2 separate regions of the Homo sapiens genome follow, and region 2 is linked to region 1. Evidence: chromatin loops called from intact Hi-C (ENCODE). Cell type or tissue: MCF 10A. All regions are shown on one strand. Links, peaks and the distances in the headings refer to the core of each region. The heading gives the core; the rest is flanking DNA. Region 1 has its middle 180 kb from the start of CTBP2. Region 2 holds the start of LOC105378541 (a long non-coding RNA gene).

Region 1 (16,249 bases), core at 2,976-10,975:
CAGCAATTTGTGTTCTAACAAGCCCTACAGGTGATTCTGAGGCTCCCTAATGTTTGAGAACACAAAGAGCAACCTACTTATCCCAAGCTTTCTATGCAGGCATCATTCTGTTTCCTTGATGGAGGGAATGGAGGGCAGCAGTTCATCTGATCACAGCTTAAGAGGGCTTCTCGGCTGGGTGCGGTGGCTCGCACCTGTAATCCCAGCACTTTGGGAGGCCGAGGCAGGCGGATCACGAGGTCAGGAGTTCAAGATCAGCCTGGCCAGCATGGTGAAACCCTGTCTGTACTAAAAATACAAAAATTAGCCAGGTGTGGTGGCTGTGGTGGCAGGTGCCTGTAATCCCAGTTACTCGGGAGGCTGAGGCAGGAGAATCACTTTAAACTGGGAGATGGAGGTTGCACTGAGCCAAGATCGTGCCACTGCACTCTAATCTGGGCAACAAGAGTGAAACTCTGTCTCAAAAAAAAGAAAAAGATGGCTTCTCATACATACCTCTAGGGATGTATGTAGACATCCTCTTCTACCTAAATTGAATCAGTCTGTAGCAAATTCCTCTAATGCCCAACATCACATTCCCTGGACTGCCTCTGATTTCAGCCACAACTGGAGTGGGCAGTTCTGTGTGAGCTACAACTCCCATTGCACAGGCTGTCCATCTTTTCACCTTCTGTCTCCTGTCCTTCAATCAGGGGACAAGGGACAATGCTGGAACCCTTCCTTACACTTCTCAGGAGGTCCCAACTGAAGCAAGCCCCTTGCCACACTATGTGAAGATCATACTCCCTTTGCTCCTCCCCTCATTCTCGTTACTCCCTCACACCTGATTCCTAGGATTCTTCCCAAATAAACTACCTGCATCCAAATCCTTGCCTCAGGCTCTGCTTCCAGGGAAACCGACACTAAGACACACTCATCTTTCCTTAATCAAATGCCTTTGGTACATTTTCATCTCAGCATGTGTATTTTATCTCATTTCATATGAGTGATTGATACTGTATTTCACTGTATATCACATCTATAGCAACTTATTTAGCTAGTCATCTACTGGTAGATGGAGTGTTTCAAATTACAATGTGATGAAAATTGTTATACAAAAGTCTGTACTCTTATGCATATGTGTCTATAGGGAAATTTTCAAAAGTAAAATTGCTGTGTCCAAGGGTATAAACATTTAAAAATTGTATTAGTGCTGCCAGATTTCTCCCCAGAAAAGCTGTGCCAATTTGAACTCACACCTAAAATGTGTGATACTGCCTGTTACACTATATCTTTCCCACTACTTAGTGTTTGTGATGGCTAATTTTATGTGTCAACTCAACAGGGCTAAGGAATGCCCAGATAGCTGGTAAAACACTATTTCTGGGTGCATCTGTGAGGGTGTTTCCAGAAGAGATTAGCATGTGAATCAGTGGACTGAATAAAGAAGAACCCCTCTCACCAATATGCGAGGGCATCACCCAACTCATTGAGGGCCTGAATAGAATGAAAAGGCAGAGAAAGGGTAAATTTTCTATCTCTACTACAGCTGGGACATCCATCTTCTCCTGCCCTTAGACATCCGTGTTCCTGGTTCTCAGGCCTTCAGGTTCAGACCATTGGCTCCCCGAGTTCTCAGCCTTTAAGGCTTGGGCTGATACAACACCACCAGCTTTCCTGGGCCTCCAGCTTGCAGACAGCAAACCATGGGACTTCTCAGTCTGTGAACCAATCCCTCATTATAAATCACTTTCTATATATTTATATTGTTTTATATATATATATATATATATATATATATATATATCCCATTGGTTCTGTTTTTCTTGAGAATACTGACTAATATGGTGTTATCAATCTTTTTTAATCGCATAAGTTAAAATTGGTATCACATGGTTGTTTTATTTTATATTACTGTAATGATGAGTTTGAGCGTGAAAATTATTTATCTGGGTCTCCTCAGTGTGTTGCAAAGAATTTGATACTTTTAAGTTTTGGACTTGCATATCTTTTTAAGGTTTAATTATAGGTATTGTGTAGTATCATTTTACTATTATAAATGATCTTCCTAATATTACAGTTTTTAGCTGTTTATTGCTGGTGTATAGAAATGCCACTGGCATTCATCTATTTATTCCATATCCAGCCACCTTGCTAAAGGCTCCTTTAAGTCTAACAGTTTATAGCTTATTTGGGGTTTCCTTTATCCTTAGTAATTTTATCTGCAAATGATGACAATCATATACTTCTTCCTTTCAGATTGCAATGTCTTTGATTTATTTTTCATGTCTTTTTTATTTTTTGACTAGGACCTCCAGGACAATGTTGAATATCAGTGGTGTTAGTGGACATTTTTGTCTTATTTCTACAAATCAATATGATAAAAGCAAACAACCTAGATGAAAGATGAAAAAGACATAAGCCTATAAGTTCACAGAGGAGGAAAAAGACATAGCCTGTACATATAAAAAGAGATGTTCAATTTTGCTAGTACTAAAGAAATGCAAATCAAGACCACAATGAAATGCTTTTTTTTTTTTTTTTTTTTTTTTTTTGAGACAGGGTCTCACTCTGTCACCCAGGGTGGAGTGCAGTGGTGCAATCTCAGCTCACTGCAACCTCTGCCTTCCATGCTCAAGCGATTCTCCTGCCTCAGCCTCCCAAGTAGCTGGGATTCCAGGCCCCCACCACCACACCTAGCTAATTTTTGTATTTTTTGTAGAGATGGGGTTTTGCCATGTTGGCCAGGCTGGTCTCAAACTCCTGACCTCAAGTGATCCACCCACCTCGGACTCCCAAAGTCCTGGGATTACAGGCGTGAGCCATCGTGCCCAGCTGAAATGCTATTTTATGTCCAATCAACCAGCATAAAAAGCCTGACATACTAACTCATGGACAGGAGGTGTGGACCAGTGTAATACCTCAGACCTTGCTAGGACCTAGGAAATGAAGGGGAGCGTGCTGGAAATGTAAGCCAGTGTCATTGTTCCAGGGCTTGGGTTGGAGGGTGGGCATGATGCCCACTGCAGTCATCAATAAACATACAAATAAGTAAACAAAAGAGGGGATAAAGGAACCAATGCTGAGTGTGTGTCATAAACCAAGACTTAAAATGAACCCTATCCTGGGTATCAAAAGTCCAGAAAAAATAAAAAGGAAAAAGAAGCATAAAAAAGAAGGTAAAATTCATTTATAATTCCATTAGTGAGAGACATTTTCTGAACACTCAGTCTATCTTATGCATATATGTAGATAGATGATATTGATAGATGAGAAATAAAGACACAAGCAATACAACTACAACAAAGTTGGGACCATACTGTATACACCACTTTATATATTTATAGGTTTCTTCTATTTCTTTTTTTTTTTTTTTTGAGATGGAGTCTCACTCTATCACCCAGGCTGGAGTTCAGTGGCATGATCTCAGCTCACTGCAGCCTCCGCCTCCTGGGTTCAAGCAATTCTTCCTGCCTCAGCCTCCCAAGTAGCTGGGATTACAGGTGCCCACCACCACACCCAGCTAATTTTTGTTTTCACTAGAGACAGGGTTTCACCATGTTGGCCAGGCTGGTCTCGAACTCCTGACCTCAGGTGATCCAACCACCTCGGCCTCCCAAAGTGCTAGGTGTGAGGCACTGTGCCCGGCTTTTCTATTTATTTAAGGAGCTTAAAAAATTTTTTGTTGTATTTTGTGACTTAATCTAATGCTTTTCTGCTCATAAATGTTTTGAGAGAGGAAACGTGGTTTTATCTGGATGCTGTGGTGCACGTCTGTAGTTCTAGCTACTTGGGAGGCTGAGGTGGGAGGATCACTTGAGGCCAGGAGTTGGAGGCCGCAGTGGGCTATGCACTCTGATCTGGCCTGTGACTAGCTGCTGCACTACAGCCTGGGCAATATAGTAAGATTCTGTCTCTAAAAACAAACAAACAAAAAAATTAATTAATTAATTTCCTAAAAAGAAAAATAGTTTTAGTAAATGATAAAGCAGCTAAATTATCAGTGGACAATTGAGAAAATAGTGCTACTGACAGAGAGTAAAAAAATGAAAAATCTAATAGGGGAGTTCATTTGGGGTAAAGATGTTATGTATAGCTTTAGAGATTTCGAGTTGAAAGTGAACGCTCAGGTTGGGTATTTGGTTGAAAATTGAAGCTAGAAGTTTGGCTATGAAAATACAGAGATAGAAATTTTGGAGTCATCAGAGTGAGGATGATAGCTGAAGCCAGAAATATGACATTAGTGATGTCTAAAGAATAAGAAGGACTTGAAAATATGGTTTGTGTTAAAGGAGCAATATTACAAAGAGATAAATGAGCAGAGACTTCGTGAAAATCCACTATTCAGGAGAGAAGAGAGAGAGAAGGAAAAGAAACAAAGTCTCCAGAGAAGAAGAGATCAGAGAGAGAGAGAGAAAGAGAGCAGGGTGGTAAGTGTGGGGAAAGAAGGCAAGAGTTTGAAGGTGGTAGGGTCTAACGCAGCGCCAAAAATGGAGGAGGATAAGAAAGCGCTGCTGGCGGAGTGTCTGGAATGGAAACCGGGTTGGAACGAGCGAAGGGCAGTGAAAGAAATGGAAATAAGCCAGGAGTGTCCCAGAAGGCTGCAGCTCTGTGCCGTGCACCAGCTATAGGCCAATCAGTTCATCCTCCCCGCTCTTTGGGGTGGGTATTACCATCCCTGCCCCAGGGGAAGGCTTGGGGAGGTTGAGGCCATGCCCTTTGCAGGTAAGTGGGCTGGGATTCTGACGATGCCCTTTCTGCTCTGCCGTGCCGCCCCCACTCCTCCGGCTTTGAGAACCACGAGGCAGGAACTTCCTATTTGCCCAAGGCTGAGTGCACACCTGCACTAGTAAATGCTTAACCACTGTTTGCCGGGTGAGTGGAAGAATGAAGACCTTTTAAGAAAAGTTCTCAGAGGCTCCTCGTTGCACCCTGGGGACCGGTGTGTCTTTCCCCAGCACACATTAGCATACTGTCAACGCCTGAACACCACGCTTCTCTGCCTCATTGCTTAGGAAATAAATACATGTATCTTGCTGTGCAGAGAGTAAACCACTAGTGGCCAGATTTTTTTAAACATTTTAAATAAGTTCCAAGGGACTTTAGGACAGCAGGATGAAAGCCCTTTAATTTGAACTTTAGCATCTTCATATCTGTTATTTTCTCCAATATATGGTACGGAAATACTGAGTGAATATGTATTTGCCGATGTCCCTGAAATGATTTGAACATGAAAAGCCTCAAGAAATCAGATTTGCTGTTTTCCACAAGTAATAGAGAAAATGTGATATCTGGAGCCTCGATTACACCAGAGAATTGTGTTTCTTTTCTTCTTCTTCTTTTTTTTTTTAAATCTGTTTACTGATGAGGAGGAAAAAAGAGCAATAATGGGAAAAAAAATCTGCTTTCTGCCTAACACATGATTCAGCTGACAGCACAAAGAATCAGATAATTCTACAGGAAATTGACAAGCTAGATAGTGATTGGGATGTAGCTGTAGTGTTCTTCTCTAAGTACCCGCGATATTACTGTCTGATGCTTAACATTCACAAACCATTAGACCCAACATGTATATTTATGGTTTGATAATCAGCTGTCATTAACAGATGAATAAACAACATAATGTTCATGTTTAGAAGGAATGTACAAATGGAAGAAATACTGCCAACAACCCAAGAACATTTACCTTGATTCCCTCCACGAAAAATAAAGAGGAACAAATCTCTGTAATTTTAATAGTTAAATCATATCTGCTATTCTGTCTTATCTTGGCTGCCAGAGCTTCAGACAGATTTCTCTTTTTCACATAAAATTTACCATGTCAACCCGGCTTATCTGTTAGGAGAAGTTGCATTAAATTTACTAGATTAGAGATCATCATTCTGTGGCCCTGTCTCCATAGTCAGCCCACAATAGAGTTGATGTAAACAAACACGTTCAGCAATGTCTTTCAGGCTGATAAAATTATTCAGTACTTTTAGTTGTTCTACTTATTAGCTTAGGCAAGTCACTTAACCTCTTTGTAGCTCGAAGTTTTTCACTGCGATACAAAAATAATGCTATCTACTCTAACTACCTCATTGGTTATAATAATGGACCCAGAAGAAGTGTGTCAAGTAAAACTCTAAACATGAGAGTATTTTGTGGAAGACAATGTGACTATAGCATCTTAATTCCAGTGCGATGGGAAATTTACGTACAAATACATCTGCTTTGGGTTTAGTGGCTGGGGGGTCTCCTATGCTACAGGCCTTTTAAAACTCAACAATACTGGCATCCACATTCATAGCAGCATTACCCACGATAGCCAGAAGGTGGAAGCACCTCAAGCTTCCCTCCACGGATAAGTGGATGAACAAAATGTGGTTTATTCACACAATGGAATATTATTCAGCCTTTAAAAGGAAGGACGTTCTGACCCATGCTGTGACATATATGAACCTTAGGACCATATGCTCTCCAAAAAGCCAGCCACAAAAAGGCAAATTCCGTATGGTTTCACTTACATGAGGTACTTCAAGTTGTAAATTCCTACAGATAGAAAGTAGAATGATGGTTGCCAGGGGCTGAGGGGAGCAGCGAGCAGGGAGTTGTTATTTAATAGGCATAGAGCTGAAGTTTTGTAAAATAAAAAGAGCTCTGGAGATTGGTTGCACACAGTGGGAATGCACTTAATGCTACTAAACTATACGCTTAAAATGATTAACGTGATAAAGTTTATGGTGTATTTTACAATAAAAAATTAAGGTTTGCTGGATGTGGTGGCTCACAACTGTAATCCCAACACTTTGGGAGGCCAGGGCAGGAGGATCACCTCAACCCAGGAGTTTGAGACTGGCCTGGGCAAGGTGGTGAGACTCCCATCTCCACAAAAAAACTTTTTAAAATTAGCCAACTGGAGGCATGGACCTGTAGTTCCGGCTACTCAGGAGGCTGAAGTGGGAGGAGCTCTTGAGCCAAAGAGACTGAAGCTGCAATGAGCCATGATCACGCCACTGCACTCCTGCCTGGGTGACAGAGCACAACCTTATCTCAAAAAAAATTTTTTTTTAATTAAAAAAGAGTAATGAATCAATTTAAAAGAAAACCTCGACATTATCCCCCCAGGTCAAGATTGCAGACTGCTTCCTAGCATTTGTCTCCTTTCTCCTGAGACTCCATTAAAATAAGAGTAAAGGAAAAGGAATTTTTTAAATGTAGGAGCCCACACCAAAGAAAATAAAACAAAGGAAACCATCAGAGAATACATGATTTGAACCAATTTCCAGATGATGTAAAGGTGATCGGGGAGTCCTGGCTGCTGAAACAGAGCAAAGACAGGTGGATCCTAGACAGGAGTTGTGCACAGAAGAGGTCAGTCTGCCCAGAAGTGTCCCCAGAGTCTGCAGACTTGAAAACTGCAGATCTCCAGTGGGCAGCAGTGAGAAGTTGGGCATTTGTTAAAAGCCTCTATTCTGAATGGTCCAGCCCATACACACTCACACATCCCATTCTCTGCAGGCCCATCTGTGGTCAGCCAGACATCATTACCTAGGAGGAAAACCTAGAGTTCTTCTCTGAACAAATCTATGTAAAACTCTAGGGTGAACCAAGGCAGCTAGTGAGAGCGCTCTTGGCCCAGAACAGAGGCCTCCTCACTTGGTGCATGGGACCAACCCATCCTGGAAGTTGGCCCTCGGTCCCCTGCACCCCAGTGAATGCTGAGCCTTCAGGTCAACAAGCCCTAAATGTGCCTCAGGCCCCAAGTAGGCATTTGCATTTTCTTATCTTTAAATATACCAGACGTGAGAGGAGAATCCGGACTACGAAAGAGAAAGATAAATAAACAACAACATCAGCAAAAATGACTCTGCAAGAAACAGAGACAACTGAAGAAATAGACAAGGAGTTTTTTAAAACACCCTCTAATATCCTCCAAGAGATTTGAGATTATAGTGTTTCTTTAGAATAAGAAAAAGATATAATTTTTAAAAAAGAACAAGAATTACAGATACGTAACCAAAATAGAGCTGAAATAATATAATAAATGAAATAAAAATGGAATAAAAAGACAAGGGATAGAAGATGATGCCAAGAAAATCTTGTGAAATAAAGAGAAAAAAGGGCAGAGAAATAGGATGTTCAAGAGAAAAGTTAATAAATAGAAAAGGTTGATCCAGGAGATCCAATATTCATTTTAAAATGTTCTAGAAAGAGAGACTAGAAAAAGCAGAAAGGATGAAGACCAAAGAAATAATGAGGGAAAAAATTCCTAGAGCAAAAAGGAGAAGCGAGACTTCAAATTAAAAGCATGATAGTGAAAAAGACCACAGCTAGACATACCAAGTGGATATTCTCCATAGACTAACCCAAAAGAATTTCCCTTTTTTCCTGCTAGCAGTTCTCCACATTTGCAGCTTAGGTAGCAGGCAGAGATCCTATGACATCAGGAATGGCACGCCCCTCTCAGCCCCAGGGAATCAACTATAACTGATCTTAACCAATCCTAATAAATTCCATTCTCTTCTACCAATGAGTGTCTAGGAGTCAACATGTAGCCAGGTTCTGGCCAAAGAAATGTTCAAGAGATGTGTAATAAGGAGCTGTTCTTTCACAACAAAACTCCAAGCCTCATAAAGAGAAGTGATATTCTCTGCAATGGTGCAAGGAATGATGTCGGAGCCATCTTTCAACCACGAGGCAACAAGCCAAGGATAACAAGATTCTGTTCCTTCCACATCCTTCATAAGGCGGGACAGACAGAAAGGGCCTGAGCCCTTGATGAAACCACTGAAGTGGTGCGTCTAATCTGGGACCACCTACTTCTTACAAATATTGCTTAAGCCATTGTTAATTGAGTATTTTTGGTGGTTTTTTTTCTTAATGCTAAAAAGGTATTCCTAACTGATATAACATATATTTATAAAATTTCATAGCAGCAAGAATTCATAAAACAAAAAAACAAAAACAAAAAAATCCTAATGGCTTCCAGAGAGAAAGAAATTACCTAGAAGGAAACTGAATCGGCATCAGACTTATCAATAACCAAATGGATACTAGAGGTCAGCAAAGCAAGATCTTCAGAATCTTGCAGGTTTATCATTTTGAACCCAGTGCATTGAGCAGGGTCTTGGCTGGAAACAGCACACTCCAAAGGGATAATTGGAGAGTTTGATGAACTTATTCGTTTTCACAAATACGAGATGAAGAGAATGTATTTCTAATACATCTTTTTGAGAAAGTTACTCAAGGATGTAATATTTTTAAAATTTCAATAGGTTTTGGGGTAACAGGTAGTGTTTGGTTACATAAATAAGTTCTTTTTTAAAATTGTTTTTATTTCCATAGGTTTTTGGGGAACAGGTTGTATTTGGTTACATGAGTAAGTTCTTTAGTGGCGATAGCTGAGATTTTGATGAACCCATCACCTAAGCAGTATACACTGAATCCAATTTGTCATGTTTTATCTCTCACCCCCTCCCACCCTTCCCTCCAAGTCCCCAGAGACCATTGTATCATTCTTATGCCTTTGCATCCTCATAGCTTAGCTCCTACTTATAAGTGAGAACATATGATGTTTGGTTTTTCATTCCTGAGTTACCTCACTTAGAATGACAGTCTCCAATTCCATTCAGGTTGCTGCAAATACCTTAATTCATTCCTTTTTATGGCTGAGTGTTCATATATATATATATATATATATATATATATATATATATATATATCACAGTTTCTTCATCCACTTGATTGATGGGCATTTGGGCTGTTTCTATATTTTTGTAATTGCAAATTGTGCTGCTATAAAAATGGGTGTGCAAGTATCTTTTTCATATAATGACTTCTTTTCCTCTGGGTAGATACCCAGTAGTGGGATTGCTGGATCAAATGGTAGATCTACTTTTAGTTCTTTAAGGAATCTCCACACTGTTCTCCACAGTGGTTGTACAAGTTTACATTACCACCAGCAGTGTAGAAGTGTTCTCTTTTCACTGCATCCAGGCCAATATCTATTTTTTTTTATTATGGCCATTCTTGCATGAGTAAAATGGTGTCTAATTGTGGTTTTGATTTGCATTTCCCTCACCATGAGTGATGTTGAGCATTTTTACATTTTTTTTTTTGGCCATTTGTATATCTTCTTTTGAGAATTGTGTATTCATGTCTTTAGCTCACTTTTTGATGAGATTGTTTGGTTTTTTTTCTTACTGATTTATTTGAGTTCCTTGTAGATTCTGCAAATTACTCCTTTGTTGGATGTATAGATTGTGAAGATTTTCTCCCACTCTGTGGGTTGTCTGTTTACTCTCATGATTATTTCTTTTGCTGTGCAGAAGCTTTTTAGTTTAATTAGGTCTCTTCTATTTATCTTTGTTCCAAAAAGCTCCTAGAACTGGTAAATTATTTCAGCAAAGTTGCAGGATACAAAATTAATGTACACAAATCAGTAGCTCTGCTACACACCAACAGTGACCAAGCTGAGAATCAAAACAAGAACTCAACCCCTTTTACAATAGCTGCAAAAAAAATAAAATACTTAGAAATACACTTAAGGAAGAAGGTGAAAGGCCTCTACATGCAAAATTACAAAATACTATTGTAAGAAATCATAGATGACACAAACAAGTGGCAACACATCTCATGCTCATGGATGGGTAGAATCAATACTGTGAAGATGACCATACTGTCAAAGGCAATCTACTGTGAAAATGACCATACTGTCAAAGGCAATCTACATATTCAATGCAATTCCCATCAAAATACCACCAGCATTCTTCACAGAACTAGAAAAAACAATCCTAAAATTCATATGGAACCAAAAAAGAGCCCGTATAGCCAAAGCAAGACTAAGCAAAAAGAACAAATCTGGAGGCATTACGCTACCCAACTTCAAACTATACTATAAGGCCTTAGTCACCAAAACATCATGGTACTGGTATAAAAATGGACATATAAACCAATGGAACACAATAGATAACCCAGAAATAAAGCCAGATACAGTTAACTGATCTTCGACGAAGCAAACAAAAACATAAAGTGGGGAAAGGAAACCCTATTCAACAAACGGTGCTAGGATAAATGGCTAGTCACATGTAGAAGAATGAAACTGGATCTTCATCTCTCACCTTATACAAAAATCACCTCAAGATGGATCAAAGACTGAAATCTAAGGCCTGAAACCAGAAAAATTCTAGAAGATAACATTGGAAAAACCCTCCTAGATATTGGCTTAGGCGAAGACTTCATGACCAAGAACTCAAAAGCAAACGCATCAAGGATGTAATTTCAGCCACACAAAAAGTGTTAAAACCAAAAAGGAGAAAGGAGTGGGAAAGTGAGAAATGGGCAATAATGGAACTAATCACAAAATCCCAGAACAATGTTATACAGCAAGATTAGAAAACAGCCAGTCCATGGCCAGGCGCAGTGGCTCACGCCTGTAATCCCAGCACTTTGGGAGGCTGAGGTGGGCAGATCATGAGATCTGGAGTTCGAGACCATCCTGGCCAACATGGTGAAACCCCGTCTCTACTAAAAATACAAAAAATGAGCCAGGCATGGTGGCGCGCACCTGTCATCCCAGCTACTTGGAAGGCTGATGCAGAAGAATCGCTAGAACCTGGGAGGCAGAGGTTGAACCGAGATCTCGCCACTGCACTCCAGCCTGGATGACAGAGTGAGACTCCACCTCAATTTAAAAAAAAAGAAGAAGAAGAAGAAAAGAAAAGAAAGCCTTGTGGCTCCCATAGCACAGGTGACCAGCACAGAAGTTGATGAAGCCAGTTCTGCCGGGTCCCAAGCTCTGGCTGGAGGCCCCGTGTCCTCTGACATGTGTTGGCTGGAAAGGGAAAGTAAGGGCAGCAGAGGATCCAGAGCACGGGATGCCTACACTATGGCACCACATTTCCCAGGCATCTTCAAAAAGAAGGAAAGGAAAAGCAAATCCCTTGCAGTGGCGGACTCCTGCCCGTAGGGCAATTCCCCAGCTAGGAACACTGCTCCCAGGGCACAGCACTAAAGCTTCTAGTTCAATGAGACCCTTAGAAGACACTTGTTCATTTGGGGACAAGGAAATTTAAAAAAAAAAAATAAATAAACTTTTAATTGTAGCACAGTTTTAGATTTACAGAACAATTGTGAAGAAAATGCATATTTTCCATACACCCCACACCCAGTGTCCTCTATTATCAACAGCTGAATACACCAATGTTGATACACAATTAACTAAATAATAATTCATTCATTGTTACATGATAACTAAATTAGAATACAGGTAACTGAAGAGTGATAAACAATTGTTAAGATTTCTGCAGCTTCCCCCTAATGTCGTTTTTTGGTCCTAGGAGCCCATCCAGGACACCACATTTGGTCGTTACATCTCCTTCGATGAGATGTCACCATCTCTCTTGGTTGTGACAGTTTCTTAGGCTTTCCTTGTTTCTGATAACCTTGAGGATTTTGAGGAGCACTGTCAGGGATGTTGTAGGATGCCCCTGCATTGACATTTGCCTGGTGTTCTTCTCCTGACTAGACTGGAGTTACGTGTTTTGGAGAGGTAAAGTGCCCCTCGCATCGCGTCATTCAAGGGCGCATGCTCTCCATATCACTTTTCACTATTGCTGTTAACCTTGATCACCTGGCTGGGGTAGTGTTTGCCAGGTTGCAACTTTTTTTTTGAAGAGAACCCAGAGTGGTGGGGGCAGGAAACACAAAGTCCCCCAGTCAGTCATTGGGCGTGATAGTAAATAGAGCCATGACTGCTTCTACTCGTCAGTTCCTGGAACCATGCATTCTTCCTACTGGAGAGACAGGACCAGCCATCTACAGGTCTCCGAATGTGCATACTCTGTCCTGAAGTCCGGCACCCATCCTTCCAGAGGGTTCCCCTTGAGCTGGCACTACAGTTGTGCCTCTAGAAGGCTGTCCCAGCATTCACTGAGGCTGGCTGCTCCTGGATGGTGCAGTATGTAATATAAGCCACCGGCTCACTCCCACACCCCACTCCCTAAGAGGCAGGTCCCTTGGTCAAATGCTATGGTGGGTGGGATTTCAGGCCTGTGGACCAGGTCTTCTATAAGCCATCAAACAACAGTGCTGGCTGAGGCTCTGTGGACAATAAAGGCAGCCCATACCTGGAATAATGTCTCCCTTTGAGGATGAACCATTGGCTATTCCAGAACGCCAGGGCCCAAAGAAGCTGACTTGCCTCCAAGTGTCTGGTCTCTTCTAGAAGTAGTGCCATACCAGAGGTTCCATGTGGGTCTCTGTGGCTGCAGGCTGGACATTCAGAGGAAGCAATAGCTAGAATGATCTTGTTAAGTCGAGTCCGTGCTGTTGAGCTCATGCATAGCCTCCACTTCTGCCACCATGGTCCCTCTATTCACGCACCTATACTGTTGCTTCTGGGTGGCCAATGATGAAGTGTGGTTAATGTCAACTAGCCAAGTCATTTGTCTACCTTGTTTTCCAGTTCTTTATCTACAATACATGTTTCCGGTGGGCATTAATATGCGATTCAAAAATCTTCAGCACTCTGCCCGCTCACACTTGTCCACACCAGCCTTCCTTGTCTCTTATTTTTCTGTCTTTTTTCTTCCAGTCCCAACGAGTTGCCAAGGTCATTGACCAGTGTGTAGAAATCCATGTATCTATTCTCACTTGTGCCATTTCTCCTTCCACATACAGCAGATGACACTATCCACCACAAAAATGGTCCTTGGTCTGGCACCCACGCAGCAATTAAAAAGAGGAGTCAAGATGAGAGGAGTTGTCTCAGGATTGGTGGGCTGTGGGAATCTGCTTGGGATTTTTCCCAGGAAGGGGAGTCAGATTTTTCTAATGGCCCCTTTAGGGATCAATACAAGACACATTTGCACCAAAGCCAACTGAATCTCTTTTCTTACAGCTGCCCTTGGGCCTACTGTACTCATAATACAAAAGGATGTGTTAAGAGTAGGCACAATAATGAATGTAACCCACCAACATGACCTACACCATACCATGCGTTACATACTGATTGTCACTACCATTCATTGAGGCTCTTCTATGAGCCAGGCTACAGGACAAGTACTGTGTCCTGTACATTCCCTGTGTTATTACACTTAATCCTAATGGCAACCCTATGAGGTTGGCAGTTTTACTATTATTTTCATTTCACAGGTGAGAAAATGGAAGCTCCAAGAAGTGAAGTAACTTTAACACCCAAGTCAGTCCAACTCCATGCTCAAGCATTCAGCTCCTCAGGCCTCCAATAGAGTCTTTTGAGAACAACTATGCTGCTTAGTAACACAGTATGTATGTAGCTATAGTATTAACATACTGATATACATTTAAATTGGTATAATGGACTGAGTATTTGATAAGAAAGAGAAATAAAAATGCCCCTGTCTGTGCCTCTCATTGGCTGGACCCAGTGGGAAAACGTTGGGGGCATGATGTTGGAGGATGGACCCAATGGGAAGATGCTATCCATATGGGCCACAAGGGGCATGAGCATCTCTGAAGCAGGGTGGAGAAGGATGGAGAATAGACGCATAGCAGGTTATCATCACATAGGCCTGTCCATCCCCCCAACTAAAATGTAAGCTACAAGAGTGCAGAGCTGTAGGGACCTTCATCTGTGTTGTTCTCTGATGTATCCCAAACACCTAGAAATGTGTCTGGTAATGAGCAGATGAATAGTAAACATCTGTTAAATAAATGGAGGATTTATTGCCTGACCCAGTTGACCAACCAACATCACCTGGACCAGAAGTCAGCAAACTACTGCCCTCTGTCCACTCGTTCATGTATTGTCTGTGGCCACTTTCACACAATAACAGCAGATTTGAGTAGGTGCTACTGACATTGGCCCGCAAAGCTGAAAATATTTGCTATCTGGCCCTTTCCAGAAGAAGATTGCCAACTCTTGCTGTAGAGAGACAGTGCAGTCCTCCAGAGCTCCAGTAGCAGGCCTGGGAGCCAGGGAGTTGGAAGGAGCCAGCCATCAGGAGCTAGCAAACCTCAAGATTTAAGCATTTCATGGGAGGGAAACCATTCCTGAGCCCAGAATTCTGTTTAGTGGATTACCTCTGCACAAACCCCAAATGACCCTAAAAGAAGGATGTCTTCTTATCCAGAAGAAATTCCCTCACCCAGACACCTCATCCATAGATGAGAATAACAATGCCATCAGCAGATAGAAGCTTCATCTGAGGAGCACAGAGGTTTCTTGCCTCATTCGTCTTGGTGACTTACGTGGTAAAGAGGATGAAGAGAACCCAGGATGGTTCTACCCAAAGAGCCTCCATTTTCCAGGCTTCCTGGGGTTATGCAGAGTGGAGAGGTGGCAGTCCTCTTCCCCTGCATGCCCTCTGCACACCAGAACCCTCTCCTTCTAGAGCCCTTCAGGTTTTAAACTCAACCCTCACCTTCTCCCCCACCCACCCCCACGGTTTCTGCCTCTGTTTTAAACCTGAACCACAAACTTCAGCTTATGTACTTACCTTTTGGATGTGACAAGCTGGGGGCATGGGGTTCAGGGCAGCTTAAATTTCCTAAAGGTTACTATTGTGGCAGGGTGAGGTGGGAGGACCTTCTTATGGCTCTAGGCCACCAAAGCCCATTGGGCAGGGGCTGCTCCCACACTGCTCCTCTCTCTGCCAGTCTTTAATCAGTCTTCCTCTTGGTCTCCCTCCAAGAAAGGCCACTACAATCATCACTTTCCCATCTTTCTGTCTGTCAGCACTTACTGCAACAGACAACCAACTAGACAACCCCCACAGTGCCAGAAATACCTTTGCATGGACCTCATTATCAAAAATAGAATGCAATCAAGACCAGCGGAGGTTACAGTAAAGTCACCAAAAATTACCCAAATGTCCCTCTGAGCTAGCTCATAGGTTTTAAAAGTGTGTGGTGGGTGGAATGAGCCTTCTATGTTCCTAATTTTGGCTCCTCCAAATGAAATATTAATAATACTACTACTATTGCATTTGACAACATGAAGAAGCTTCCAGTGATCAGGAAGTTATTGAAACCCTTGGGGAGTGTAAGCTCCAATACCACAAGGCAACCCACTTCACAAAGCCCACCAGAAAACCATAGGCATTCATCAGACTAAAACTGCATGTACTCAGAGACATATTCTTTGCACCTACGAAATGTCATATTTCTATCCATTGACCTCGTGGATACCCACAGTAAGTCATTTGCATCTGAGATCATCCAGCCAGAAAGAGTAACTGAGTCCTGATTCACAGGACAACGTTTTGCTGACATTCACTTTATTCACTTTCCCCAGTGATTCTTCCTT
Region 2 (16,249 bases), core at 3,241-11,240, 110 kb after region 1:
TATCGATTACAGTTAATTTAAAGGTCCATGTATAAAAAGTGCAACATCTGATTTACCTATGGGTCTGTTTCTATCTTCCGATTTTTTTTTCCCCTCTTTTGATACTGTTTTTTGGTATGCCTAGAATTTTTGTTGTTTTTTTTGTTTGTTTTTTTGTTTTTTTGGTTTTTTTTTTTGAGACAGAGTCTCACTCTGTTCAACCCAGGTTGGAGTGCAGTGACGTGATCTCAGCTCACTGCAACGTCCGCTTCCTGGATTCAAGTGATTCTCCTGTCTCAGCCTCCCAAGTAGTGGGGATTACAGGCACCTGCCACCAAGCCTGGCTAATTTTTGTATTTTCAGTGGAGGTGGGGTTTCACCATTTTGGCCAGGCTGGTCTCGAACTACTGACCTCAAGTGATCTGCCCGCCTTGGCCTCCCAAAGTGCGGGGATTACAGGCATGAGCCACTGCACCCAGCCTGGTATTCCTAGAATGTTTAATTGGGAGCCAGATATGGTATATGAAAAATGGAGAAGGTCAGGATAATGATGTCTTCCTCCAAAGAAGCTTCAACTCTATCATCTTTCAGAAAGCTAGAGTAAGAGCAGATGGCTTCCAATCCAGTCAGTGACATTGTTGACCTGAGTCTGAGTAACAGTCTTTCTAAAGCTCTAGTTCACAACATCTACAGGTGTAACCCTCTAGGTGTCCAATTCAGAACCTTACTTACTGGGAGTACTTACTAGGAGTAAGTCAGCTTGGAGTACTTACTAGGGCCCCTCCTCCTAGGCAGCTCCTGAATTCAAATATTTATCTCTCCAGCACCATGAAACTGCCAATAACTTACTGTTTTCTCAGCCACTTTTTTCTTGGATTCCTAGCCTCTTGCCCTGTGCAACTGTGACTTGGTAAACACCTAAACGTGAAAAACATCACATACTGGGTTCACTTCCTTTCACTTCCCTTCTTTCCATGATTCTGACTGTCTATGTTCTGGTTTACCTAAGTAGCCCCAATCTCCAATTTTGTTTCCCTAGCCCTGCAAGATTATAAAAATTCGACTGGCTTCTCTGCCTCTTAGCAAGGACCTTTTACCAGACTTTTCAGCCTCTTGTCACAAGCAAACGTCAATAAATCACCCCAAAGTAAAAGCAGCATATAGAATGTTGAGCTAAACTCAACGGCGCCTTCACACTCCAAGATGTTTGTCTCTCAAATCTTGGCTATCATGGCAGATCTGCAATGCTTTCAAACAGATGTTTTTGGTTTGGGATTTTTATCTAATTTTGTATGGATTTTCTAGTTGTTCTCAGTGGGACCGTTGGTCTAATATAAGCTTCTCTGTCATACACAAAAGGCAAAAATCTCATTAAGTTTTATTTCAGCATGGAATTCAGGATCCAAACAACATAACCCCAACTATTCTTACTAATTTTACCTCCTGCCTTCTCCCTACGTGGGCTATGGACTTTGCTTTTTCTCCTCTCAGCATTCGCTCCTACTGTTTCTTTACCAGAAATGTCATCGCCTGCCAATCCCACCTGTCATTTTCCAAGACTCATCAAAAATATCACTTTTTCTGTGACTCCTGTCTTCATCCTACCTGCAGAATGTGATCCTTTCCCTCCCTGACCACCCAGCACTGATCTGCCACTGCCTTGTCTTTGAGACATTGTGTTCCTGTCCTGTAACACTAAGCTTGGACTTAGATCATTCACATAGGCTTGAGGGCAACATTACCTCATTCAGATCTATGAATCAACTTGAAATTTAATATATCTGTAGTAGTCAGGAATCTTGGATTTAAGGGGCAGAAACTTAAATCAAATTGGCTTAAGCAAAACAGAAAGGAATATAATGGCTCGAATAACTGAAAACTCCAGATATAGCTCTACTTCAGGCACACCTGGATCCAAGAGCTCAAATTATATCTATAAAAACCTGTATTTCTATATCTTTCTGTTTTGCTTTCTCTCATGTTGACTTTATTCTCTAAAAACACTTCCCAAACAGAGCAGCACTCCCCAGCAAGGGTTTCCGAGCTGCACCACGCCATAGCCTCCCAATCATTAACATCAGAGGAAAAGAAAGAACACTTTCCAGCAAGTGCTCAAGCAAAAGTTCTGAGATGCATTCTGATTGGATGAACTTGATCACATGCCCATCCTAGATCAATCACAGTGATCAGGGAGATGATATACTTTACTTGCATGTCCCAGGTGAGGTTGGATTATCAACGCCATTCAAACCAGGAGGATTAAGAATGGAGAAATGGTGTTCTTCTGAGAAAATTTAGGGACCTATTATCAGAAAACAGTGATGGCTGCATGCTGACAAGGCAGAAACCACATTCTTTCATTGGGGTGACAGCCTATCAGGAAGGATATTATCTAATCCATTTCATGAATTACTCCTGGAGACCCAGCTGTTCTAATGAATTGAAAAAACAACAGCCTTGTGGCTCACTTTCCAATGCTGGCATCCCACAGAATTCCACCCAACGCAAATCTGATACTCTGCAATCTGTCTTACTGATAAAGCTTCTGAAACCTTCTGTGACCATGATTCCTTTCACAATGCAACTACACCAGCTCTTTGCAACAACCACTTTTCCTACTCTTCTTCTGAATTCATTACCCTACCTTGACTGAATCACCCTCAACAGATGAAGAATCTTGGCTGTCAGTTCCTCCCTAGTGAGGATTACCTGTGGTTTGGGGAGGAGTTGGCAGCTTCCTCCCCAGGGAGCTGTTCCCTTTGTCACTTATGGTTTCTGCTCCTGGGGTGGGGGCTGATGCCAACACTCACCGATGGGAAAGAGGCTCAGTTACTGCCCTCCAAGGTGTTGGTGACCCTGCCTCTTCTGCAGGCTGCTAGTTTCTTTCCGGAGTGATATCCAGCAGCCAGCCTACTGTAGACAACACAGTTTCAGCCCTTCTTGCTGAGAAGATGTTCTACTTGAATGCTGCAACAAGTGCAGCAGATGTCTTAAAGTACTCTGCATGTTTTGCCAGGGAAAATGCTATTTTTAAGAGGAATAGACGGTCATGTCAATGTGCATAACCTTTGATACAGCACCCCTGTTTCTAAGAATTTATCTTAAGGAAATTATTATAGACACACAAAGATACATGCAGAAGGATGTTCACTGAAGCACTGTTCTTAATAGCAAAAAGTTTAAAAAGGAAAGGGCCTAAATTTTCATCAATATCAAAAAGACCACAGAAATGGTGATCTCAGCTGAGTCATGGGCCCTTTTGCAACCATTGAAAACCATGTGCTTAGGCTGGGCATGGTGGTTCATGCCTGGAATCCCAGCACTTTGGGAGGCCGAGGTGGGCGGATCACTTGAGGTCAGAAGTTCGAAACCAGCCTGGCCAACATGGTGAAACCCTATCTCTACTAAAAATACAAAAATTAGACGGGCTTGGTGCTGGGTTTCTGTAATCTCAGCTACTCAGGAGGCTGAAGAAGGAGAATTGCTTGAACCTGGCAGGCTGAGGTTGCAGTGAGCCGAGATCGCACCACTGCATTCCAGCCTGGGTGACAGAGCAAGACTCCATCTCAAAAAAAAAAAAAAAAAAAAAGCTAAAATATTCACTAACTTGGAAAAAGTGGTATAAAGTGTTCAAAGTACAGTAAGAGAGAAAAAAGGCTAAAAATTAGTATATCCAGCTTATATTTTTTAAAAAGATTAATCTTGATGTACAAATTCACCTAGAAGCAGTTCTAAGAAGATACACACCAAAACACTAGCTGCGGTTATTGCTGGGTAGTATAATAACAGTTGATTTTTGGCTTTTGTGTATGAAGAACCATCATCTCATTTCCTTCTGAGTGAGATGGGAAAACTTCTACACCCTTCCAAATAGCCTCATCCACATCAGCATCAGACCACAAACACAACATCTGTTTTAAAGAAATTTGCTTCTGTTAACTGGGCTCCAAAGAACAATTGCAATTTTTTTAAAGCATGAGTATTAGCCCCGAACATGGTTTTATTGGTGGCAAAAAAAAAATTTTTTTAATGCTATAATGCTGGGAAGGGACCAACTTTCAAGACCAGAAGCAGGCTTCTGAGGCCAAGAGTCCCAGCTTGAACATAAAAGCCAGAGACAGGCCTCCCGTTGGGCTGGTATTTGAGGCAGCTCCTCTTCAACTGCTGGGCTGCTGGGAGATTTCTCTCCCATTTCCGAAACTCTGAAATGATGTTCCATTATCTCTATAATACATTTTCAAAGGACAAAATACGTGACAAAGATGAGGCTCCAAAGGTCCCTTCCAAACCCAAGGTCTGCTCAGAGATGGTGCAAATCGAACAGAAAGTTTGGCCAGAAAACAAAAGGAGGTGAAGAAGGAATCCGGGTCTTCAGGTGGCTTTATGCTGTAACCCACAGGTGATAAAGGCACCAGGCAAAGATTTTGTTCGCATTTAAATATGTGATTTTCGCTCTCCCTGGATCCCTTTATTGTTTGTTTTTCCTGCTTCTTGCTACATCTTAAATTTGAACATTATTTTAAGCAAAGTTGTTGTATGTTAATTTACTTTACCAAATACACAACCATCTCCAGGGCTGACATGATAGATGGAAACTGCAGTGGCTATTGGCCCCAAAGGCAGTCATTTGTGTTTTGAAATTCCTTAATTATATATGTACACAGCGCCTCTAATAGCCCCTGCAGAGGCACCAGGCCCGGCCGGAGTCCCTAAACACTGTCACACAAGCAGGAATAAAAACTTACAAAGGAAGAGTTTTAAATCAGTGGTGGGAATAAATCATGTTTTTAAAAATCTGTAATGTCAAATATAAGACATTCTAATCACCACATCTATAATTACAAAGCAGAGTAAATCACTAAAAAAATTAAGTGTCCTCAATATGATAAAGAAGAATAATTAACTTCTAACGCAAAGCTGGCATCCTGATGCTGGATGACTCAGGCTAACCCTTAGGAAGTAAGGATGACAAAGGAAATCAACTTTCAAAGCAGTGAGGAGACTGCCGATGGCTTCAGGAGGGGCTTGTGTCTTACTATTATACACAGCAAGACAAACAAATGAGCCACTGAAATGATCACGCATATGCAAGGGCCTCTGTGTAAATACCCAAACTTTGAAAATAAAAAAGCCTTTCTGTTTTACAGTGTACACGCTTGATGAAGAAGTAGCATGTACGTCTCTTTGCATGCACAAAGCATTTCCACAGAGCGCTATTGGTGTGGGCTCATGAAGCCCAGAGGCCCAGCTGGGCATACAGCATCATCCAAATTTTACAGAAGAGGAAACCAAAACTCAGTTGGTGCCTGGTCTATGGCTCCATGGTCAGAAGTAACAGAGCTAGGACCAGAAATCCAGTCCTCTGAGCTGTTATCCTGCAGTGCAAGGGCCTTCAATGCAAAGGATAGAAAAGAAGCCATGTGGAGGTCACCTGCGCCATGGGGCATTGGCCCAGGTAGGATGCAGGCAGGGAGGCCCACAGGGCTGGCACCAGAAACACTGGCCAGCCACCACTGGAATGGCCCAGTGAGAAGAAGCGGACACCATCTGGAGCCCAAGTCCCTACTCCTGCTGGTGGTCCCAACTCTCTTCTAGGGAGATGGCAGCAGCAACCTGGAAACAGATCCCAGGCTTGCCATTGTCCCCTAGGACACCTTGGGCAGCATGCTTAATGTTTCTACAAACAATAGTGTCCCCTTCTTGGCAGGCAGGCTAATACCTGCCCTGTGTAATTCACAGGATTGTTGTGAGGATAAAAACGAGGAAATTCACGCCTAGCACGTAAGCCAAGAGGAACTGCTGGTTTCATCGGAAGAGAAATGGCAAGTAATGAATTAAGCATATGAAAGTGCCTGTGAACTGTGAAGTGTTCACACATATGAGGGCTGTTATTATTATTCCTCTAACAAACAGTATTGAGAAGACAGCACAGCACTGGACTAGGTTCTCTAGGGGATGCCAAGTGTTGGGTGAGATGAATTCCCCATCCTTAGGGAGCTTGGGCTCTAGAAAAGCTTCAAAAAATTAAATGAAAATGGCCTTACCCACGTGAGAGTCAACAGCGGCAGAAACCGCAACCCCAAGCTCTTTGTGAGGGCTACAGGAAAATATCTGAAAGGGCTTCGGAAGCGCAGGGAGAGGTCCCAAGAGCTGAGGGTTTTTGCAAGGAGGCAGCACCTCAGAGGTCATCCAGGGTCTCAAGGGTGGTCCAGGAACCAGCAGCATCAGCAGCGCCCGGAGCAGGCCAGCCGTGCAGAATGTCAGGCCCCGCCTCAGACCTGCTGAGTCAGAATCTGCAACGTAACCAGATCCATGGTGATTCATGTCCACATTCCAGCTTGAGAAGCCCTGGGCTAGTGGATCCCAATTGCTTGAATTCCAGACTGGCTGACCCACCCAGCCTGGTGGAGGAGCTGCCCTGGGAAATCCACCCCACTCGACAGCCTCCCCATGAGGCCCCTGCCCGGAAGGGCTCAGCAACTCTGAAGCAGCCGCTCTGCCATGTGGGGTTCTATCCTATGCATTTGATTCAAGGCTTATATCTGAAGGCTCCATTCTCTGGCCACAGCATCTTAATATTAATAGGCCTCTCCCTAGCAGCAGTTACAGGGACCTCTGCAACCCTGGCTTCAGCTCCTTCAGAGGCTGAATGCCCGGTCATTGCACGGGGGTTTCCCATGGTCTCCCAAAGTAAGTTTTGTATCAGCTACATGGCTTATATGCTAAGTCAGACCAACCCAAACACACCCTTCAGGTTTGGTGAGCAACCACCCGGCTGTTCTTGCATGATGCAGTAACCAGCAGAAACGCCATTTTATCTATGGGCAGGAGGACCCTGCCACTCCAACAGTCAGTGACCCATTCAAAACCTGCACTCTTTAGTGACAGAGCTGGGGCTGCGATCCTGGTGACTGCTGCCCATCAGCACCCTCTGCCTCCCTTTGCTTCATAGTAAGATGTAACGTCTACCACAGCACGGTGAGAGGGTGGAGCGCCTTCTGTCCACATGGGCTCCGGCAGCCTGGCAGCTATGGCTGGGATGTCTAGGAGCAGCCTGCAGGGAAAATGGGCTCCAAGAACATGCTTTGAAATAACTAAAGGGGGCCAGGCATGGTGGCTCACACCTGTATTTGGGAGGCCGAGGTGGGTGGATCGCCTGAGGTCAGGAGTTTGAGACCACCCTGGCCAACATGGTGAAAACCCGTCTCTACTAAAAATACAAAAATTAGCTGGGCATGGTGGCAGGCACCTGTAATCCCAGCTACCCAGGAGGTTGAGGCAGGAGAATCGCTTGAACCCAGGAGGCAGAAGTTGCAGTGAGCTGAGATCATGCCACTGCACTCCAGGCTGAGCAACAGAGTGAGACCCTGTCTCAAAAAACATTTTTAAAAATAAAATAACTAAAGTGACCACGATTAGACCTCACACCCATGAGGATGGCTGTTATTTAAAAAGAAGAAAAAGAGAAAGAAAACAGCCAGTGTTGAGAAGGATGTGGAGAAACTGGAACCCATGTGCATTGTTGATGCGAATGTAAAATGGAACAGCTGCTGTGGAAATCAGAATGGCAGTTCCTCAAAAAAAATAAACATGGAATTACCATATGATCCAGCAACTCCACTTCTGGCTATAGACTCAAGGAAACTGAAAACAGTCTTGAAGAGGCATTTGTACACCCATGTTCACAGCAGTATTATTCACAATAGCCTAAAGATGGAAACAACCCAGACATCCACATGTGGATGAATGGATAAAGAAAATGAGGTACATACATACAGTAGAATAGTATTCAGCCATAAAAAGGGAGGAAATTCTAGCACATGCTACAACATGGATGAACCTGGAGGGCATTATACTAAGTGGAATAAGCCCATTACAAAAGGACAAATACTGCATGATTCCATTTATATGAGGTCTCTAGAGCAGTCAAATTCATAAAGACAGGACATAGAATGGTGATTGGCTGGGCTGGGAGCAGGAGGGAATGAGAAGTGAGGGTTTAATGGGGACAGAGTTTCCGCTTTGCAAGATGAAAAGGGTTCTGGAGATGGATGATGGTGATGGTTGCTGCGAATACACTTAGTACTACTGAACCACACGCTTTAAAATGATTAAAATGGTCAAATGTTAGGTTTTGTAAATTTTTTAAGACTTCATGCAATTTTTTAAAATCTGAAAAATGGTGTTCAGAGTCTCACTTGTCATCCTGTCCACATGTGCTTTGAGCCAACAGCAGCAGGTAAGAAGTGTCCATGCTGTGTGGAAGACAGTCAACTGATTTAGGAGTTGGGAAAGTTCAAGTCCAGACTCATCTCCCTTTGATGCCTCCATGAATTTGGATGAGACCACCTGCCTGCCTTTTGGAGCCTCATTTCAATTGCAGCCGAAAGCATTTGACAATCCCTATTGTCCCTGCCAGATTTCCAGTATCTGATGCTTCTCCCCAGAGCTCAGTGGTTCCCGCATTAGTTTGCACGGAAAGCTTGTTACATATTCAGATTCCTGGGTCCCAATCCCAGAGATACCGATTCAATCAGGGTCTGGAAATCTGCCATGCAACAAGCAGCCCAGGTGATTCTGACGCAAGGATTCCTCAGAACACCTTAGGAAACACTGCAGTGGGTCACTCCTGGGCTGTTTTACTGTTATTGTACAGTTTGCTGGGGGGAAAAAAATGCAGCCATTTACTAGCTGTTTGACCTTAGGTAAGTTACCAAATCTCTCTGTTCCCCTAGTTTCTTATTTTGCAAATGGGAATTACAACAGCACTGATTTCATAGATTTGTTGTGAGACTTCAATAAAATAAGTAAGTTCAAGGAAATAAAGTGCTTGGAACACTGTCATAGGGTGAGTCCCATGAAACAGACTGGGAGACTCTGAGATTTGCAGGCAGGAGGCTTACTTGGAGTGCCCTCGGGGGTCGGTGCCTATATGAGCTGGGGGTTGGACTGTAGAGGAACCTGAACAGTGATAAAATTGCTACAATGGTCTCAGATGAGCCCCTGTGAAGGTCTGGGGCTCTGATGATCCTTCAGCCAAACTGAGGTCTTTCTGCCTCTCCACTTATGGCCCAGTCATTGGGTGCAGCTACAGCTGGGGAGTCCTGGGAAATTTTCAGACAGGAGTGAGCTGGGAGCCTCAGCTGGCAATTTCCCTGGCTTGCTGTTAAGGGTCTCTGGGCAGCACCTCCCAGCATCCACTACCCTGTGCCTGCAGGTAGCGGGCACTGAGGAGACACCCATGCCTCCCCTGACTCCCCACTGCTTCCCACTGCCCGCGACGTCACCTTCCTGTGCACGTTACCCCACTGCTTCCCACTGCCCGCGATGACACCTTCCTGTGCACGTTACCCCTTCCTGTGCACGTTACCCCTTCCTGTGCACGTTACCCCACTGCTTCCCACTGCCCGCGACGTCACCTTCCTGTGCACGTTACCCCACTGCTTCCCACTGCCCGCGATGACACCTTCCTGTGCACGTTACCCCTTCCTGTGCACGTTACCCCTTCCTGTGCACGTTACCCCACTGTTTCCCACTGCCCGCGACGTCACTTTCCTGTGCACGTTACCCCTTCCTGTGCACGTTACCCCACTGCTTCCCACTGCCCGGGACGTCACCTTCCTGTGCACGTTACCCCTTCCTGTGCACGTCACCCCACTGCTTCCCACTGCCCGCGACGTCACCTTCCTGTGCACGTTACCCCTTCCTGTGCACGTCACCCCACTGCTTCCCACTGCCCGCGACGTCACCTTCCTGTGCACGTTACCCCTTCCTGTGCACGTCACCCCACTGCTTCCCACTGCCCGGGACGTCACCTTCCTGTGCACGTTACCCCTTCCTGTGCACGTTACCCCACTGCTTCCCACTGCCCGCGACGTCACCTTCCTGTGCACGTTACCCCTTCCTGTGCACGTCACCCCACTGCTTCCCACTGCCCGCGACGTCACCTTCCTGTGCACGTTACCCCTTCCTGTGCACGTCACCCCACTGCTTCCCACTGCCCGGGACGTCACCTTCCTGTGCACGTTACCCCTTCCTGTGCACGTTACCCCTTCCTGTGCACGTTACCCCACTGCTTCCCACTGCCCAGGACGTAACCTTTCTGTGCACGTTACCCCTTCCTGTGCACGTTACCCCACTGCTTGCGGTGACCTGGAGAGAGAAAGAAAGATGACCCCTTCCTGAGGCCCGTTAGTGCAGACACACCTCAGAGTCCTGAGCAGGTCAAGGCCTGCCCCCAGGAGGTGAACCTGTTGTCCCTACCTGGTGACGGATGGCTACGGCCTTAGCGTGCATACGGCCAGGTGTTCACTCCCTGCTGAACTCACTCAGTCCTCTTCCCACTTCCTCGCTGCAGTTATTCCCCGTCGTACACAAGAGAACACTGTGGCTTCGAGAGGGCCAGGGCCTTGGCCAAGCCCACAAAGGTCGAACATGGTGGAACTGCAATTTAAGCTCAGGGAGTCTGGGCCTCAGGGACGTGAGTTTAACCACAGGAGCCTACAGGGTATGTGTGGATTGGAGTGGATGTTGGTGTGGAGACAAGAAGAGGAGGTGGGACCCCCCACCGCCCCCCGGGGCCATCCTCCTGAGAGCTGGGGCTGCCCCCAGGGTTTGCTCTGCAGACACACCTGGGAGGCATCAGCACGTTATGCTTTCTCGCCAAAGAACTTAAAATGGAGACCTGGCTTCCGCTGAGTTTCCTCTCTGCCCCATTTCCCGGGGTAGCCCAGGACATCACCTCCCTCTCTGGCCTCAGCAGCAGTGAGGGTCACACAGCATGGTCTCTCTGGCAGCGTCCCCAGGCCAGCGTCAAGAAGTGGCAGTGCCTCCAAGACAAAGCCCACAAAGGACTGTGCCCAGGACTCTGCCCCATCAGCACGGCTCCCTTACCAGCCCTCAGCCAGCCTGTGCTGCGGACTCCGGCGCCCAAGAAAAGCCGAAGGCTCCCTTGGGCCTGCCAGGGCTCACCTCCAGTTCTGGGCCGCCGGATTCCTGCCCCGCCTTTGCTCAGCGCCTGACCCCTGACCCTTACAGACCACCATCCGCAGTTTCCCTTCCACCTTACAATGATGGGGCGCCCTGGGCCAGGGCTACCGCACCTCACCCCGCCCCATCCAGACTCCCAGAAGGCATGGCCCCAGGACCCACTGGGCCAGGAGAAGTAGCTGGGTACACAGCATTTAGGAGCAAGATCCAAGTTTGCTCTGATCCAAAAAGTCCAAAAAATAACTTCCAGGTTACTTGTCAATCTACTCCTCTGGTGTGGGATTTGCTTTCTGCCAGCATCTTTCCATTCCCAGAACCTGGGAGAAAACACTGACCTCTTTAGGAAGTTGGGCTCTCCCCTCACCACTGCCACCCAACTTTACAACCTTGGCCAACATCTCTGGTTGCTGCTGCTGAGAGAGGTCAAGGCCAAGGTCATACTCTAGTTGGTACATAAGCCAAGATCCACTTGAGGCCCGACTTCAGAGTGGACATTTCCCACCTTGAGTGTGCGCTGACCTTTCTAGAATGCAAGGCGGTGCAGGTAGGGCCTGTGCCTGTTGCTCTTCCACTCCCTCACATGCCCCTTGCCTAGCCGGCCAAGGAGGCTGTGCAGCCCGAGGCTCTCAAAGGCCTCTACCAAGGCCTTCTCTTCCTTCCCACCCAAGCTTCCGGCAGCCTGGCTCCAGTCTGACCCAAACCCAGATCACTGGCCAAGCAGGCAGAAGGTGCTGATCAAAAGGGCCCTCAAAGCTCATTTTATCTAATTGTGAGTCTTCACAGAGAAAGGGCTGAAAAGGGAGCTGACGTGAACAGTAAATCATGTCTGCAGAAAGAGGAGAAGCTTCCCTTGGAAATTAAGGAACGACTGTCGACAGGCCGGACCATCAGAACGCCAGCTGCCTAATGAAGCAATAAAGGCCTTTGTCCCCCCACTTCTCGCTGCTCTGCTCTTACATGTACAATTATTACAAAAATCAAAGAGAGGAATGTTGCCTTGAGATATGATTTCCATATTGGTATGGATTGTATTATACAAGCAGTACAATACGCTCCATTATCATTTTGATTATATGCGCCTTTCGTTTGCACTATTGGACCATTATCTGCCATACATTCATTACATTATAAGAAACTGGAACTATATCCTTGCAATGAATTGTAAAAAAGGATTTCTATTTTTTGCAGATTGATATTTCAGGGGAGAACATTAAACAGCAAACATTATTTGTAAAGTTTTTTTTTTAACATAAACTCTTAAAAGAAGGAAATAACCCTGATATTTCTAACAGACAGAAAGCCCCAGGCTAGATGCAATAAATGATTGCAATTTAGAATGCATGTACTATTAGGGATTCCTGATTAAATTGTAAGTTCCTTGAGAGAAAGAAGTCAAATAGATGAGGCTGGGGAAGCAGGCTGCTGGTTGGGAGAGAACAGATCCAGTCCGTGGTGAACAGCAAGACGTGGCTTAACTGGCCTCCAGGCTGCAAGGCTAGGTTCACAGGGAGCAAGGGAAGTTTCCAGGGAAGAGGAGTAGTTGTCTAAGAGTCTGGGTGGGATGCTGAAGGCTGCCAATTTCAGGTGTTCCTATGGAGAAACCCAGAAGAGGGTTTGTCTGGTTGTGACTCAAAGGCAAATCAATTCATTCCCTGACCTGTGCAAGTGAGGGAGCTGAGAGAAAGAGCTGTGCCCATGAGTGCCCCCAGCCCCTTGCTCTCAAACCCTGCTCTCAGGCATCAGGCATCAGACATGAAGCAGGGACTCCGCGTGGTGCCTCCTGCTTCAGAGGCCACACAGGGGCTGTGATCCAGGCAGACCAGAGCTCACACCTGGCTCTGCCAACGCCAAAGAGCTGTGTGTCCTAGGGCAAAGTCCTTTGCTTCTCTGATCCTCAGTTCCTCCATTGATAACATGTGGCTAATACCTAATCTAACTGGATCACATGTTTGCTAGGATGATCCAATAAACCTAGAGGTGGGAAAGTCCCTTGAAAAGCGTAGCCCTGCTTATTATATGAATAATAAAAACATAATTTCCATGTTATTGCAAACATCATTACTCTTCCCAGCTCAGTCTGTCTAAATCACAAGCATCTCTCTGCCACTCAGGGCCTAGCTTGAATGCCACCCCCTCCGTGGGACCCTTCTTGCTGCCCCCAGCCAGAAGGGTCCCACCCTCTCCTGACTCCCTCACGAGGCACTCTCTTTTCTCTTGAATCACTTTTCATGTCTGCCCTCCCTCTAGATAGGAATTTTTTAACTTCACCTCACTATCCATTCATAGTGGGTCATGAAATCAATTTTGAGGGTTGCAACCAGCACTTCTTTTTTCAATAAAATAGGCTAGAATAGAAACTATCAGAATGTAGCCAGGTGCAGTGGCTCACGCCTATAATCCTAGCACTTTGGGAGGCTAAGGCGGGCAGATTGCCTGAGCTCAGGAGTTCGAGACCAGCCTGGGCAATATGGCAAAATGCTGTCTCTACTAAAAATACAAAAAACAAAATTAGCCAGGCGTGGTGGTGCACACCTGTAATCCCAACTACTGGGGAGGCTGAGGCACGAGAATTGCTTGAACCCGGGAGGTGGAGATTGTAATGAGCCAAGATCATGCCACTTCTCTCCAGCCTGGGTGACAGAGCAAGACTGTCAAAGGAAGGAAGAAAGGAAAGAAGGGAGGGAGGGAGGGATGGAAGGAAATGCATCATGCAATGTAAAAGTGAATATTGTTCCATAAATTTTTTTTCCAAAAGTACACGAATATACTGGATCCCAATGTAGTACGTATTTCTGGTTTAAAAGTTTGACAGGCACTACATCAGAGTCTGTGCTTCCAGACGGCAAAGCATTGGCCTCGCGAGCTGTATATCCATCCCTGTGGCACAGAGCCCAGCCCCTGACTTACAAGAGGAGTATGACAAGTGTTTGTTGAATGAATCTTTGTTATTATCCTAGATATTATGTTACAGCATGATTTACAATTCGGACCCATTTGGGGCCAGGGAAAGTAAGCAATTACTGTCTCTGGGCAAAATCTCAGCTGATGGAAAGGGCCAGGTCTTTATGATCTGTTCCTGCAGAAGCAATCAGTACTCTTTTTTTTTTTTTTTTTTTTTTTGAGACGGAGTCTCACTCTGTCACCCAGGCTGGAGTGCAGTGGTGCGATCTCGGCTCACTGCAACCTCCGCCTTCCGGGTTCACGCCATTCTCCTGCCTCAGCCTCCCGAGGAGCTGGGACTACAGGCGCCTGCCACCACGCCCAGCTAATTTTATGTATTTTTAGTAGAGACGGGGTTTCACCGTGTTAGCCAGGATGGTCTCGATCTTCTGACCTCGTGATCCACCTACCTCGGCCTCCCAAAGTGCTAGGATTACAGGCGTGAGCCACCGCGCCTGGCCAATCAGTACTCTTTAGAAACAGTTTTTCCACCTGCATCAACAATCACCCAAATACTCCCGCCTCATTAGCTGCAAGGCTGGGCGGATTAAACATCCTCCTCATCCGTTCCTTACCGCGGCACACTTGGCTATGAATGGGACTAACTCAAGCTTTAGAAGATCCTTTTATACACTGTTATATTGATTTTTAAAACATTTTTAGTCGACACAATGAAAAGCTCACCCAGGGGTCTTCCTTCAACTTCAGAGTTGAAATCCATATCTTAACCTCTTACTGCCTGGAGCCTACCTTGCCCCAGAGCAACTCTGGGGACTGTGGTGGGACCTGACTTTACTCGTGTGGTTCACTAACCCCTTTTAGGATAAATATATTGATTTTTGAATAAACATTTTCATTTTCCCGTTCTCTCCAGTTTCCTAATTGCTTGACATGGAGCCTCTTGGGGTGTGTTGCATGTTGATCTTTACCGTATTTAAAAAACTAAAAAGCCCTGAGTGCTATTTTTAGAACTTGTAGCTCTTTATTTATGTGATCCTGTGTCCAGTACAAGTTCATCAATTACTTTAATTCCCACTAAATGTGGAGCTGGATTTCAAGTGGCGCTGGAAGGTTCACGCACCCTTTTAGCTCTTGGTTTAAATCTTGATGAGGGCTGAAAGTGAAGGGTCTTAACCTTTTTCTCCTTCAGCCCACCCCCAGGCCCAGGGCGCAAGATGGCATAGCTTTGTAATCCCTCAGGGAGGACAGGGATGGACTCGAGCGGAGAGCAGTCAGGGAGAAGGCAGCACCATGGAACCTCTTTGCCTTTAGGGCATTTCGTGCAAATTCAGCCTCTGCTCAGGGTCTCAGGACATGCAGCAACCTTGCAGACTGCGTCCCGGCCGTGCAGCCTGTTCAGTGAGCGCTCTACCTGCCCCGTCTGCCCCAGTTCCTAGCCCCTCCTCCAGTGACTAACCCCACCCTGGCTCCCCAGAGGCCACCTGACAACCTCTGCCTCACCTGCACTTCCGCCCACCAGACTGAGAACCGGAAACCTTAGACAGCCAGAGCTGAGGGAGGGATTGTTTAGAAGAGGAAGGGGTGGGTGCTACAAGCTCCCAGCCATCCACTTACTGGGAGTCCACCATGCACCAGGCCTGCAATGAAGGGGAGAGGTGTGGTCCCTGCCTCCAGGGGAGACAGTCACAAAACCCCTGATATAGGACAAATGCTTACCCCAAGGTGAATGTATTAGCAGAGGGGGCTTTGGGGAGGTGACTCGGTGATGAAGGCAGAGCCCTCATGGATGGATGAACATCCTTCCAGGAAGAAACACGAGGGGGCTTGCTTCCTCCCCTGCTCTCCGCCATGCAAGGACGCAGGAAGAAGGTGTTGTCCATGAACCAGAAATCAGGCCTTCCACACACACGGGATCTACCAGCACCTTAATCTTGGACTTGCGGCCTCTGGAACTGTGAGGACTAAATGCCTGTTGTTTAAGCCTCCCAGTCTCTGGTATTTTGGTTATAGCAGCCTGAACTGACAGGAGTGAAAATCAGATGTGGCGGGCTGGAGATAAAAGGGGAAAGTAGGAAGTACAGGTGGCAAGAGTAGCCCATTCCTTCAAAAAGCTCTCCTGTGAGCAGGAGGCAAAGGGGGCACCCAGGACGGACAGAAGGTCACTGACAAGGAGGAAGCATGACTGTGTGCGAAGGAGGAGCAGCCAGCGAGGGGAGGAACAGTCTGTGCAGAAGTGCAGGGACGCCAAGAGGTGAGGAGCGAGGGTGGGGAGGCTGTGGCTGGGAGGAAGGGAAGTGATTCCGCATCAGCATCTGCCACGCTGGTCTATGAGGTCCTGTGAGGTACTGACTGGTGTTCAGTTGTCAACCAAGTAGAAGCA

Evidence for each region. Peaks named below come from ENCODE experiments on the same cell type or tissue, not always from the same donor. Only the 100,000 strongest peaks of a DNase experiment are listed, where the experiment ranks them.
Region 2: it touches region 1 in a loop (14-fold over the local background); 2 of 110 quality-filtered maps call a loop at or near these places.

What each region holds. Positions count from the first base shown.
Region 1 is chr10:125,333,375-125,349,623 of GRCh38, reverse strand. No RefSeq gene overlaps it. Among named protein-coding and RNA genes, the nearest start is that of CTBP2, 180 kb to the right of the region's middle. In MCF 10A, for the core only: a CTCF peak has its summit at 6,257 (motif pointing right); a DNase peak (open chromatin) is centred at 8,543.
Region 2 is chr10:125,221,764-125,238,012 of GRCh38, reverse strand. LOC105378541 (a long non-coding RNA gene) reads right to left here and starts at 9,496. Exons shown (of 4, transcript XR_946434.3): 1 at 9,267-9,496; 2 at 7,580-7,686; 3 at 6,024-6,272; 4 at 3,977-4,203. RefSeq lists enhancers at 5,749-6,948, 8,053-8,567, 9,406-10,605. In MCF 10A, for the core only: no CTCF peak of the experiment used is centred there; a DNase peak (open chromatin) is centred at 6,322.